2 separate regions of the Homo sapiens genome follow, and region 2 is linked to region 1. A link is a contact called in ENCODE Hi-C or POLR2A ChIA-PET data. All regions are on one chromosome and are shown on one strand. Each heading gives the region's core, a stretch centred on a gene start or an enhancer-like site at or near the end of the contact. The rest is flanking DNA. Distances are from core to core; before and after follow the strand shown.

Region 1 (6,680 bases), core at 2,811-5,310:
ACTCACTTCTCATTTCTTCCAAGTCTCAGGGTCACTTCAGAGGCCTCTGTGCACTGAGGTGGAAGGGGTCCTGAGTAAGAGCGGGCAGGGACAACTTTGAAGTCCTCTCTGAGGAGACAGGCCTAGGTGTCTGGTGGAGTCATCATCAGTCACCTGTGGATGATTAAGAAATGCAGGGTCAGAATTTCCAGGGATGAAGCCTAGAAATCTGCAGTCAGAATTCTTAGTCATTCAGCAAATAGTTTGTCTGCTATCTGCTCAGCCAAATGCTAGTCATTGGGTGTATGTGCACTGTTGGATCAAATAGAGACCCTGCTTGTGTAGAGTCTCTGTTGAGGGGTGGGAGGAGGACCCCTATGTGAAGAAGAGAGTTGGGGGAGGGGGGCAGGTGGAAGTGGGGAGACCAAGTTAGGAGGTTGCCATGGTGGTCCAGGCATGAGAAGATGGAGGCGTGAAAGAGAGGGGTAGTGACAGAGGGGTGAGAAGCATGCTTAAGACATGTATTTTTTTAAATTTAATTTTATTATTATTATTATTATTTTTGAGATAGAGTCTCACTGTGTTGCCCAGGCTGGAGTTCAGTGGCATGATCTCTGCTCACTGCAACCTCTGCCTCCTGGGTTCAAGCGATTCTCATGCCTCAGCCTCCTGAGTAGCTGGGACTATAGGCATGCACCACCACCCCCAGCTAATTTTTGTGTTTTTGTAGTAGAGACAGGGTTTCACCATGTTGGCCAGGCTGGTCTTGAATTCCTGGCCTTGGGGTCAGGAATTCCTGGCCTTGAATTCCTGGGGTCTTGAAACCCCATCTCTACTAAAAATACAAAGTGATCTGCCTGCCTTGGGCTCCTGAAGTGATGGGATTACAGTGATGGATCACACCTGGCTAAGGATATGTAATTTGAAATTAAAGTCCATAGGACCCACTGATAAATTATTTTTGCATATGGGATTTGAAGGAAAGAGAGGGATCAAGGATAACTCAGTCACCACTTTGACCTAGAAAATGGGGTGACTGGTGGTGATCGTTATTGACCTGAGGAGGATGGGAATCAGAGAGTTTAGGGGTGTAGTTGGTAATCCAGAGGTTTTAGAAATGTTACATTTAAGCTGCTTATTAAATATTCAGGTGAAGAGTTTGAGTAGGTTATTAGACACATGATGAATCTGGAGCTAGGGAGAAGTTAGGGCTGCCATAGTAATTTGGGAGTCAGCAGTGAATAATACTGGGTAAAATCTTAAGTATTTTTTTAAAAGGCTCTGCTAAATGCTAGAGATTACTATTATTTTGCATGGAGTTTATGTTCTTGTAGGGGAGTTCAAAAATTAAACACCTAATTGCACAGTACATTGTAGCTGTGATATAAGCACTAAAGGAGAGGCAGACAGTGTAAAATGGGTTGTGTGGGTGGGGGGGTTCCAAATTTAAGCTGGAAAATTCGGGAAGACTTTCTTGAGGCAGTGGCTATTTTGAGCTGTAGTAACTTGGGGAAAACAGAGCAAGACATATACAAAGGGCTGAAGATGGAGAGAGAATGGCATCTGTAAGACTCCGGAAGAAGATCAGTTCACTGCAGTACAGCAGGACAGATGAGGCAGGCCTGGGCTCACGTGAGATGAGAGAAGAGAACAGGCAGGCAGCAGCTGTGGAGGCCCTGGGGAGGATTTTGATCTTTGTCCTAAGGGGAAGGCAACGCTATTTTAGGAATAATATAATATTTGCATTTTAAAAATTATTATTTGCTCTAATGTGAAGGAGGTATTGAAGGGGTGTTCAGAGATGCTTAGGAGAGGCCAGTTAGGAGAGCATTTCTTTGACTAAAGTGAGATCAATGAAAATAAAGAGCTGGACATATTTGAGAGATGACTAGAAGGTAAAATTGGAAGAACTTAGTGGTTGTTTGGATATAATAAAGTGAGAAAGCAGGAGGCTAGAAGGAGACGCCTAGTCTCCTGAATTTATGGTTTCATGGCTAGGTGGATGGTTACTGCATTCATCTAGATAGGTATGGCTGAAGGAGGACTAGCTTTTTTGTGTGTGTGTGAGGCAGCAGTGGTAGGCACAATGGAGGTCACAGTTTGGGACCTGTTGACTTTGAGTTTCCTCTGAAACAGCAAAGTGACAATTACAAGTAAGCACTTTGGGGTATCTTTCTGGAGGTCAGAAAAGCAATGGGCCAAAGAAATAGCTTAAGAGTCATGGGTATTTAAATGATTAATTCTATGTGTGACCAGGGATAAGACTGCCTGTAGAGAGAAATACATCTAGAAAGAAAGGTGACTCAGAAACAGCCTTGAGTCCCTTTAGTATTTGTCAGCTGGAGGAGCAGATAGGAGAGCTTGAGAAGGGAGGAGGAGGAAAACCAGCAGTGTCACGTCTTGGAACTTGACAGAGGGGATCAAGAGAGAGGGAGTCTGCTGCTGTGTCAAAGTTGAGGTCCAGGTTTATGCTGCACAAGTACAGAGGTGCTTCCTTGACAATTCTTGGAGAATAATGAAGACCACTTTGTGTTCAGTTAAAAAAGGCAGTGGTTGGGGCCAGGCCCGGTGGCTCACGCCTGTAATCCCAGCACTTTGGGAGGCTGAGGCGGGCGGATCACGAGGTCAGGAGATCAAGACTATCCTGGCTAACACGGTGAAACCCCATCTCTACTAAAAATACAAAAAATTAGCTGGGCGTGGTGGCGGGCACCTGTAGTCCCGGCTACTTGGGAGGCTGAGGCAGGAGAATGGCGTGAACCTAGGAGGCAGAGCTTGCGGTGAGCCAAGATCATGCCACTGCACTCCAGCCTGGGTGACAGAGCGAGACCCCATCTTAAAAGACAAAAAAAAAAAAAAAAAAAAGGCATTGGTTGGAGGCTACATAGGTCTGGACTTGCAGATTTGAAGGGAAGGCCTGCAACAGGTAGAAACCATTTTTGTTCCAGCTCTGGGAGTGGAATGAATGAACTGAAACCATTGCCAGCCTTTTTTGTTCACTGCTCACAATTCATAGTCCAGGGAAAGAATGTCCAGTAGGCCTGATGTAGGTCATGTTCCCATCTCTTGTTTAGGAGTGAGTGTGAACCTGATTAATTGTCCCACAAGACTGTATCCCATGGGGGAGAGGTAGCCCCCAAAAAGGTAATGAGGATAATGGATACTGGTACCAAGAGGAAAGGACTCAATGATAGGTAGTCAGAAATCATAGATTGCCCATCACATCCATTTGCTGAGCATTTCTTCAGGTTGGGAAGCATCTGATCACTGATCACACAAAGAAGGGGAAATTAGAAAGGGAGATTCTTCAGCTTAGGTCAGGCTACGGACTGGGTGGGAGCAGTGGCTGGAAGAAACTCAGTAAGTTTAGGTCAGGCTACAGAGTGAGTGGGAGCAGTGGCTCACTATTGTCTTCCTAAGAGAGTAGACCTTTCTACTGTATTTCTGGATCACTTGGGTAAAGTTGAGGCAAAATGTCTCTTCTGGTTCTTTGTCATATGTGATTAAATGATTTGATAAGGCTTTTGTAGCTCATTATAGTCTGATGTATTAGGAAGCTTTTATTTTTTATAGTTTCAAGAAGTTATATCTGGCCAGGCGTGGTGGCTTATGCCTGTAATTTCAGTACTTTGGGAGGCCAAGGTGGGTGGATCACCTGAGGTCAGGAGTTCAAGACCAGCCTGGCCAACATGGTGAAACCCTGTCTGTACTAAAAATACAAAAATTAGCCGGGTGTGGTGGCGGACACCTATAAGCCCAGCTATGTGGGAGGCTGAGGCAGGAGAATTGCTTGAACCCAGGAGGTGGAGGCTGCAGTGAGCTGAGATCGCACCACTGCACTCCAGCCTGGGCAACAGAGCGAGACTCCATCTCAAAAAAAAAAAGAATTTATATCTGTTTTCTCGGGAGTCTTTTCCTATTTAATTTGGTAGTTGTTGTAATTTGGTTGGCATGTAAAATCTGTCCCTCAGTATTATATCTATCTAGCAGTAAAGACAAGTTACGCAAACCTGTTGGGTGACCTTTATGTGACTGTACTTCCTGGCCCTCTTTGTTGCCAGAACTTCCGTTTGTTTTTCCACTTACACTTTATTGAATGGGTATGCTGAGTCATGGTGGGTATCCTAATCTACCAGCACCAATCGCAGGCTTGTCACGAGGCCCACGTAAATAGCACTATAGTCATAGTTTAATTAACTGATCTTAACATTTTATATTAATTATTTCAACCATTGGAAACATGCCTTTATAAAACTCTTTAAATCCCCAAGTTTAATAATTAAAGATTAACCTAACTAATCTCTTTCCCACAGTTAATCACCTTTAACTTTTTAGCACAAAATCACTGTCATTGAAGTATTGTGGGACCTGTAGCTTTGAAAGGAAGATGTATGCTTAGTAGTTTAGAGTTGTTTAAGTATTTGACGTAATTTTAGTAAAACTTCATGTCTTTGGAATTCTCAAGAACTAAATAGTTCTTCAGGTAGTCTATAGTAGACTTGGAAAAAGTTCACTAGGCTTATCGGAACTGTACTTGAAACACAAACATGTCCCAATTGAAGGAAAGGACTTTTCTTGATGACATGAGCATCTGAGATTTTTTTCTTTCTTTCTCTTTAGTTTTCAACTTTAAATCAGTGAGATTTGCAACAACAGTAGTATGTTGGCATTAAATATTCATGTCAGGCCAGGTGCAGTCGTTCACGCCTGTAATCCCAACACTATGGGAGGCCAGAAAGGTGGATCACTTAAGCTTTGGAGTTTGAGACCAGCCTAGGTAACATGGCAAAACTCTGTCTCTACAAAGAATACAGAAATTAACCAGCTGTGGTGGCATGCTCATATAGTCCCAGCTACTTGGGTGGTAGAGGCAGGATGATCCAGCCTGGATGACAGTGAGACCCCGTCTCAAAAAAAAAAAAAAAGAAAATTATGACAGCAAGCTACTTTTATGCTAGAAAAGGGAATAGTATAGCAAGAAAATGTTTTTATTTTTATTTAATAAATCTATGATAAGAAACAATGATTGCATTAGTTTTAGAATACTAACTTTATAGACCATTCTCTTTCAGATCTGACTTTCTTTACCACCTTTTGAAAAATAGTACAAGTTTCTTTACTTGAAATTGGCCTTGTAAGTTTACATTGTCAGAAGTTGGAAAGCAGCACGATGAGATGCAAAATATGCAGAAGCAGTCCATTACTTTCTCCTGCTGAGACACCACATTGGGGCAATCTGATTTGTGGTAGTTGGGAATATGGACTTTGGAACAAGTCTAATCTGGTTCAAATCCCAGCTTTTTACTTTTCAGCTATGTTTCTTTGGGCAGATTACTCTCTGTGCTTTAGTTTTCTTATTTAGAATGTCAGGGCTTGTTCTTCAGGGTTGCTGTGGGAATTAAATAGTCAACATAAAGGAGTCCAGAAGAGTACCCTGCCAGTAGCAGATACTCAACAAATGTTAGGTCTCTTCTCTTCACCAGGTAGATATATTTTCCTTGTGAACAACTCAAGTGCTTGTATAGATTAATGAAGCATTGTTTTAAAAAACTTATGTTTGTTATGCATTCAAGATTTTTTTTATAATTTTTTTTAAATTTTTTTTTATTATACTTTAAGTTCTAGGGTACATGTGCACAACGTGCTGGTTTGTTACATATATATACATGTGCCATGTTGGTGTGCTGCACCCATTAACTCATCATTTACATTAGGTATATCTCCTAATGCTATCCCTCCCGCCTCTCCCCACCCCACAACAGGCTCCGGTGTGTGATGTTCCCCTTCCTGTGTCCAAGTGTTCTCATTGTTGAATTCCCATCTATGAGTGAGAACATGCCATGTTTGGTTTTTTTGTCCTTGCGATAGTTTGCTGAGAATGATGATTTCCAGCTTCATCCATGTCCCTACAAAGGACATGAACTCATCATTTTTTATGGCTGCATAGCATTCCACAGTGTATATGTGCCACATTTTCTTAATCCAGTCTGAATTCAAGATATTTTTACATCAAGCTTGTCTTTAAAGACTATCAGTCATGTTGGACTAGTGAAATGTAGGGAGGTTTCTAAAGATGAAGAAAGTAGCTGATAAATATAGGGGCTTCTTTAAAAAAAAAGATCACAACAGAAAAAAAAAGGCCTGATACTAAGTAAAATGCCTCCTTGGGGTGTGAGACATGTGATGTCTAGGGTATTTTGCACATTTGTAATCTCTGCTCTTAAAGAACAGGTTTCTGCAAGTGTTTAGGATCTGTTCCTGCTTGGAACCCCTCCTGTACATGCCTCAAACTCACCTCTCAGCCTTGGTAGCTGTTGTGTAGTATTTCTTACTCTGCGTTTCTTTGAACTTACAGAATTCTATACTTAAAAGCTTAATGTCTCCAGTTATAAAATTTAAGATTAATAAGATTTAATTCATATTTTGAAATTGATTTATTTTTATAAGCAATAGAAATTTCTCACTAATGTAGCTGGAAAGTGAATTTGTATTCTCTGTCAAACCTTTGGGATATTCTTATAGCAAGCCCAAATGGAAGGGCTCAGTGTTTCTGACATATAAGAAGGCTTATTATACCTCCAAAATTCTACACATAGGAAAGGGCAGCTACTGGTAGAGTTCCAGGATAGTCCTTTCTCTGCTGGTTATGCTGGTTAAATCTTCCTCCTCTTCCCAGAAATTTGTCATTCTATGAACATTTA
Region 2 (6,680 bases), core at 2,853-5,352, 140 kb before region 1:
AGTGCTAATGTTGTTTGGTTAATATGTATTTATTTTTCCTATTACTTTAGCTCTGAAGTGGTTATTTTTTGTTAATTCGGAAACCCTGTAACTCAGAATGACAAATCTTTTTGAACATTCCTCTCCTAGCCCCCACCCCCAAATTTGATGGTCCTTGTTTGCTATTTTTGTAATATAATTATCATGCTATTATGAGGTTAGGATGTAGGGTGTGGGTTGGGATTCAGTGAGACATACTCATACCGGAGCTGAGGTCTGGGAATGAACAGGTCATCATCACCTAAGCAGCCCCACCTCTGTTTCCAGGAAAAACCAATATACCTATGACGTAGTTGCAATTAAAAAAAAAAAAAGACTGATTCAGAACCCAAAGAATGCGGCTGTGAGAAGGAAAGATGTGGGGAAATAAACTGGCTGTGACCGTCAGCCTAGCACTTTCAAAACTCCCATCAATACAAACCCTCCGATGTTGCAGAGGACAGGAAGTACAGAAAGCTAAGGTCAGAATAGAAGGAACGCTCCAAAATAAATTCTCTCTGAGTACAAGGGTATGTCTTACTGTGTGGTTGGTGGTTTGTTATCCCTTTGTGGAGTACAGAAGGTAGACAGGGTGGTGCCCAGACCATGTCTGCACAATCAGGTGACATGGAACACGCTCTGGCTTGCTGCAGGACGCCTTCAGACCAGAGTTCAGGTGGTGGGTGGCAGGTCAGCCATGGAACATAGGTTGGACAGAAGATGTACGAATGCAAAGCAGTGACTAAGCATGAGCCACTGATCCCAACCTGACACAAGCAATGGTATGGGCAGAGTTTGGTTTTGTAGTCTCTTCATCTCCTCTTTCTGATCTCCTGCTTTAATGCCCTCTACCACTGGGGTTTTTTAACCCTCCAAGTTTGTTCTCTCTAGAGGGCTTTCCACATCCCAAGTTCCACTCTTTTCCCATTCCTCCATGGCCTGGTCTCTGTCACTGTCATGAGGACTGGAAGCTAACACACCAAGTCACACTCACGTGGGGCTGCTGGGTGGCCAGCTTGCCACATCCCATGCCACTGCCTGGAGGCACCACACAGAGGGACTCCTGGCATTGAGGCAAACACATGGCAGCAGTATTTCAGAAGACCACTCTTCTGGGGATCCCTCAGGTCAAACCATGTAGGTAGGTGATTGTTTACTGTACCTCAGCAGAATTTAAAGGGATTCAAAGGTGTGTGGTGAAACAGCACACAAGTATAGTCACTAAGGAGACAAAAGAATCAGAAGCTCAGGGACTGACTGGCCTTTGTGGTTCCTAAAGGAGAAACTTTTACTCAAGTAAAGGTTGTGAAAGGAAAATAAATCTCAGGACCCCAAAGTCACTAAGCCAAGAGAAAAGTCAAGCTGGGAACTATGTCAGGAAAACCTGCCTCCGTTTTATTCCTGAGTAAGATAGCTACAAAGATACCTCCCTCACAATTTGCCCACAGGAAATTCCTTGTGGACAAAGAGCGGACAGAACTCTAGAAGTCATCCCTTTAAGGCTCACCCGAGACACATGCGTATCTGATTGCTTCTTCTGCCCTATTGTTTATGTAAAAATGCAGATTCACTGAGCCAGACTAAATTGCGTATTCAGTGGAAGGCTGATCAAGGACTCAAAGGAATGCAACCTTTTGTCTCTTGTCTACTTCTGACCTGGAGGCCCCCCACTTCCTGACTTACCAGGCCAAACCACTGTACAGCTTACACATACTGATTGATGTCTCATGTATCTCTAAAACGTATAAAAGCAAACTGTACCCCCGACCACCTTGGGCACATCCTGAGGCCATATCACAGGCACGTCCCCAACCCTGGCAAAATAAACTTTCTAAATTGACTGAGACCTGTCTTAGATATTCTGGGTTAACAAGGTTCGAAGGGAAAATCCCTATGAGAGAAAATAATGTGTTTTTTTCCGACTTGCCTTTTATGAAGAAACTGCCCCCAGTTGCAGCAGGAGCTCCTCATGGGGTTTGGGCTCGTGTGCTTGCATGCTGCCTCTGCACAAGGGGACAGATCTTCCCAGTCTCTCCTTCTGTAAAGCAAGCGGCAAGGCTGAGCCTGGAGCCCATCTCCTGTGAACGCGTCTCCTGCATCTTCAGCTCCACTGCTTTCCCTCAGCCACAAGAGGCTGTGAGGCTGAACCTCCCTCCTTTGTAGTTTCTAAAGTTTGTGTCATTCACAAACGCTCTTTTGCCCTTGCCTTTCCCTAAACTCCCCGCTTTCCTCCCACATCACCTTCCCACCTGTTGCTAGGCCATGTCCTTCGGGGGAGAAGTCACCACATCAGCCCTCTAATGACATTGACTCCTCGGATCTGTTGAGTCTTTCCTTATCTTCTCTGCTTGCCATGTCTTCATTAGAAGTTTTGTGTTTGCACGAGCTCCACAAGGTTTACCAGCATCTCCCATAAGACTGCCAAGTATTCACATTTGTTTGCAAATGTGAAAGGAAAATATCTTGGACCCCCAAAATCACTAAGCTAAAAGGAAAATTCAAGCTGAGGACTGCTTAGGGAAAACCTGCCTCCCGTTCTATTCAAAGTTATCCCTCTGCTCACTGATATAAATGCATATCTGATTGCCTCCTTTGGAAAGGCTAATCAGACACTCAAAAGAATGCAACTGTTTTGTCTATCTGTGACCTGGAAGCGCCCTCCCCGCTTCCTTCCAGTCCTCCTGCCTTCGCTTGCAGTTGTCCACATTTCCAGACCGAACCAATCTACTTCTTATATATATCGATGTCTCACATCTCCCTAAAATGTATAAAATCAAGCTGTGCCCCAACCACCTTAGGTACGTCATCAGGACTTCCTGAGGCTGTATCACAGGCGCACATTCTCGACCTTGGCAAAATAAAACTTTCTAAATTAACTGAGACCTGTCTCAGATTTTCTGGGTCCACACAAGTATGATCATTAATGTTTTTACTCTGACCTTGAATGTATTTGAAAACATTCCGGACACTACACACTACTTAACTATAAATGGACTTAAGATTTCTTTTTGGCAAGAACTTTTTAAATGGGGAGAACAATATCAAAGTAACAATTAAAAAATTATCCAGAATGTCAGCCTCCACCCATGGAAGATAATCTGCTACAGGAACTATCTTCCTGCCATAAAAACTTAAACAAAATAAATGAGTGCTATTTTCAGAGACTGAGCAACAGGCAGTGCAAGGAAGCAAAGGAAGCAAATCCTGAGAGAAGAGAAACAAACCAGATAAGCCCTATGATTGCCTTGGCTTACTTCCTGGAGGCGAAGTCTGGGCTGCAGCACAGGGCGAGAAGCTGAAGAGCCCTCCCCTCCGCTGGTCCCCAACCGAGGTCTCACTGAGCCGAGAAGCTGAGAGAAAATCACTGCACAGCTAACAGTTGACCCCTGAACAATATGGGTTTGAGCTGTGCATGCCACATATACAAGGATTTTCTTCGGCCTCTGCCACCCTTGAGACAACGCAACCAACCCCTCCTCCTCCTCCTTCTCAGCCTATGTAATGTGAAGATAATGAGGATGAAGACCTTTATGATGATCTGCTTCCGCTTAATAAATAATAAATATATTTTCTCTTCCTTATGATTTTCTTAGAACACTCTTTTCTCTAGCTTACTCTATTGTGAGACTACAGTATAAAACACATATGACACACCAAATATGCATTAACTGACTGTTCTGGTCATTGGTAAGGCTTTTGGTCAATAACAGGCTACACTAGTTAAGTTTGGAGGAAATCAAAAGTTATATGTGGATTTTTGACTGCACAGGGAGGCGGGTGGGGGTCAGTCCCCCTAGCCCCCGCATTGTTCACGAGTCAACTGTAGAATGAAGAGGCCAAGACAACTAGAATACACAGAGCAGAGTACTAAAGAAAATGCGCAAAGAAAGGGCGTTTGGAGCTCTGCAGAGGCGTGCCCTTGATCCTTTGAGAACTGACTAGTGCATGCATGGAATGACATTCCACAGGCATGAGAAAGAATCGCCAGAGAGCAGTAGGTGACAAGACTGCCAGAACCCACATAGGCAGGTAAGCAGGCTTCACAACCTGGGACAGAGTCCTCAGAAGAGGCACACCTTACAACTGGGGTTAAAGTGGCTCTAGAACAAAGGCCGCCTTACACCCACTCAAACAAACCTCTCCAACCAACCCACAAAAATATCTGCAGGGAATTTAACTGCTTGCCAAACAAAGTACAATGCTCTTTCTTTCTTTTTGAGACGGAGTCTCACTGTGTTGCCCAGGCTGGCGCAATCTTGGCTCACTGCAACCTCTGCCTCCCGGGTTCAAGAGATTCTCCAGCCTCAGCCTCAGCCTCCCAAGTAGCTGGGACTACAAGTGCGTGCCACCACGCCCAGCTAATTAATGCTCTTTAAAAGAATGCAAAAAAACTCCAGCATGTAACAATGTAAAATTCACAAATACAGCAACTAAATTTAAAAAAAAAAAAGCTGTCATGCAAAGAAGGTAAAAATTGTGACCCACAACTAGGAGGAAAATCTCAATTAATACAAACACATCAAGAATTGACAGAGATGATGGAATGAGCATACAAGAACCTTAAAATGGGTAACTCTAAATATTATAAATATATTCAGGAGCTATAGAAAAACATTATAAGTAGAAAAATACAATTTTTATTTTTATTTATTTATTTATGTATTTTTTTTTTCTGAAATGGGGTCTCACTCTGTCGTCCAGGCTGGAGTGCAGTGGCGCGATCTCAGCTCACTGCAACCTCCACCTCCCAGTTTCAAGTGATTCTCCTGCCTCAGCCTCCTGAGTAGCTGGGACTACAGGCTCATGCCACCACACCTGGCTAAGAGAAATGAAATGTTTAAATTTAAAAGACTTAAGTGGACCATTTGATACAGTGTCTAAAATGAACAAATACACTAGATGAGATTAACAGCAGATTAAACACTGCAAAAAAAAAACTGGGTTAATTTATAGACACAGCAATAGATCTAAAGTGAAGCACAGGCTGGGTGCAGTGGCTCATGACTGTAATCCCAGCACAAGGAGGCTGAGGCAGGTGGATCACCTGAGGTCAGGAGTTTGAGACCAGCCTGGCCAACATAGCAAAACCCTGTCTCTACTAAAAATACAAAAATTAGCTGGGCATGGTGGCACATGCCTGTAATCCCAGCTACTTGGGAGGCTGAGGCAGGAGAATCACTTGAACCTGGGAGGCGGAGGTCGCAGTGAGCCGAGATTGCGCCACTGCACTCCAGCCCGGATGACAGAGTGAGAGTCCATCTCAAAAAAAAAAAAAAAAAAACTTTAGACTAACATCATAATAATGAAAGAATAAATGCTTTCCTCCTAAGATAATGAATAAGGGAAGGATGTTTTCTCTCACCACTTCTAATTAACATTTTACTGGAGGTCCTACCTAGTACAATAAAGCAAAACAAAGAAACAAAAGGTAAACAGATCAGAAAGAAGAAATAAATACCCTAATTTGCAGATGGCATGATTGTCTATATAAACCATTCCAAAGAAGTTACAAAAAAGATACTTAAACTTTTGAATTTTGCAAAATGACAGGATACAAAATATTTATGCAAAAATCTATTGTAGTTCTATATACTAGCAGCTAACTTTTGGAATTTTAAATTCAGGGGAAAAAAGCCTCTTTTTTTTTTTTTTTTAAGACAGAGTTTTGCTCTTATTGCCCAGGCTGGGGTGCAATGGCACAATCTTGGCTCACCGCAACCTCTGCCTCCCAGGTTCAAGCAATTCTCCTGCCTCAGCCTGCCAAGTAGCTGGGATTACAGGCATGTGCCACCATGCTAATTTTTGTATTTTTAGTAGAGACAGGGTTTCTCCATGTTGGTCAGGCTGGTCTCGAACTCCCAACCTCAGGTGATCTGCCCACCTCGGCCTCCCACAGTGCTGGGATTACAGGCATGAGCTACTGCGCCCAGCCAAAGAAATGCCTTTTATATTAGCATACACAAATATGAAATGCCTAGGGATAAATCAAACAAAAGAAGTGCAAACCTGTACATTGAAAACTTCAAGACACTGAGAGAAACTTTTTTTTAATTTACATAAATGGGCAAGTGTGGTGGCTCACACCTATAACCCCAGTACTTTGGAAGGCCAAGGCAGGAGGATTGCTTGAGTCCAGGACTTCCGGACCAGCCTGGACAACATAATAAGATCCTGTCTCTACAAAAAATTTAAAAATTAGCTGGGCATGGTGGTGCGCACCTGTGGTCTCAGCTACTCAGGAGACTGAGGTAGGAGGATCACTTGAGCCCAGGAGTTTGAGGTTGCAGTGAGCTGTGATCATGCCACTGTACTCCAGCCTGAGTGACAGAGTGAGACCCTGTCTCAAAAAAAAAGATTTATATAAATGGAGAGGTGTACCATGTTCATGAATTACAATACTCGCTACTGTTAATATGTCAATTCTCCCCAGTTGGTATATAGATTTAATACAATTCCGATAAAATCTCAGCAGGTTTTTTTAAACTTAAGCTTGCATGAAAATGTAAAATACCTAAAATAGCCAAACCAAGTTTGAAAAAGAACAATGGTTGGAGGAATTATACTAACCAATTTTAAGACCAAGAAGCTAAGGTTGTCAAGACTTTAGGAATGGCATTAGAGTAGGCATGTAAATCAACGGAACAGAACAGATTCCAGAAATG

What was found. Hi-C counts contacts between places; a loop is a spot of excess contacts on that map. ChIA-PET counts read pairs that join two places held with the same protein, here RNA polymerase II (POLR2A). Pooled maps may share reads with other maps.
Region 2: a loop to region 1 is called in a map of PC-9, with 4 times the contacts of the local background. The contact joins two enhancer-like sites. A Hi-C loop is called at or near these places in 5 of 168 maps with a recorded cell type or tissue (IMR-90, PC-9, ectodermal cell and 2 more) and 3 of 50 pooled maps. POLR2A ChIA-PET finds 5 or more read pairs at or near these places in 5 of 52 experiments (GM12878, H1, HepG2 and 2 more).

The regions. Positions count from the first base shown.
Region 1 is chr2:109,556,076-109,562,755 of GRCh38, reverse strand. All of the region lies in intron 8 of SEPTIN10 (septin 10), which reads left to right. It also overlaps a transcript of RANBP2 not described here. Among named protein-coding and RNA genes, the nearest start is that of SEPTIN10, 55 kb to the left of the region's middle. RefSeq lists a silencer at 2,357-2,557 and an enhancer at 3,850-4,144. Within about 2 kb of position 4,060, at least 8 of the 41 ENCODE cell types and tissues checked have a DNase peak (open chromatin) inside an H3K27ac peak, as active enhancers do; they include PC-9, where a contact is called at or near this core.
Region 2 is chr2:109,696,478-109,703,157 of GRCh38, reverse strand. LOC105373545 (a long non-coding RNA gene) reads right to left here. Exons shown (of 3, transcript XR_923175.2): 3 at 1,602-2,056. It also overlaps a transcript of RANBP2 not described here. Among named protein-coding and RNA genes, the nearest start is that of SOWAHC, 85 kb to the right of the region's middle. RefSeq lists an enhancer at 373-970. Within about 2 kb of position 4,102, at least 11 of the 41 ENCODE cell types and tissues checked have a DNase peak (open chromatin) inside an H3K27ac peak, as active enhancers do; they include PC-9, where a contact is called at or near this core.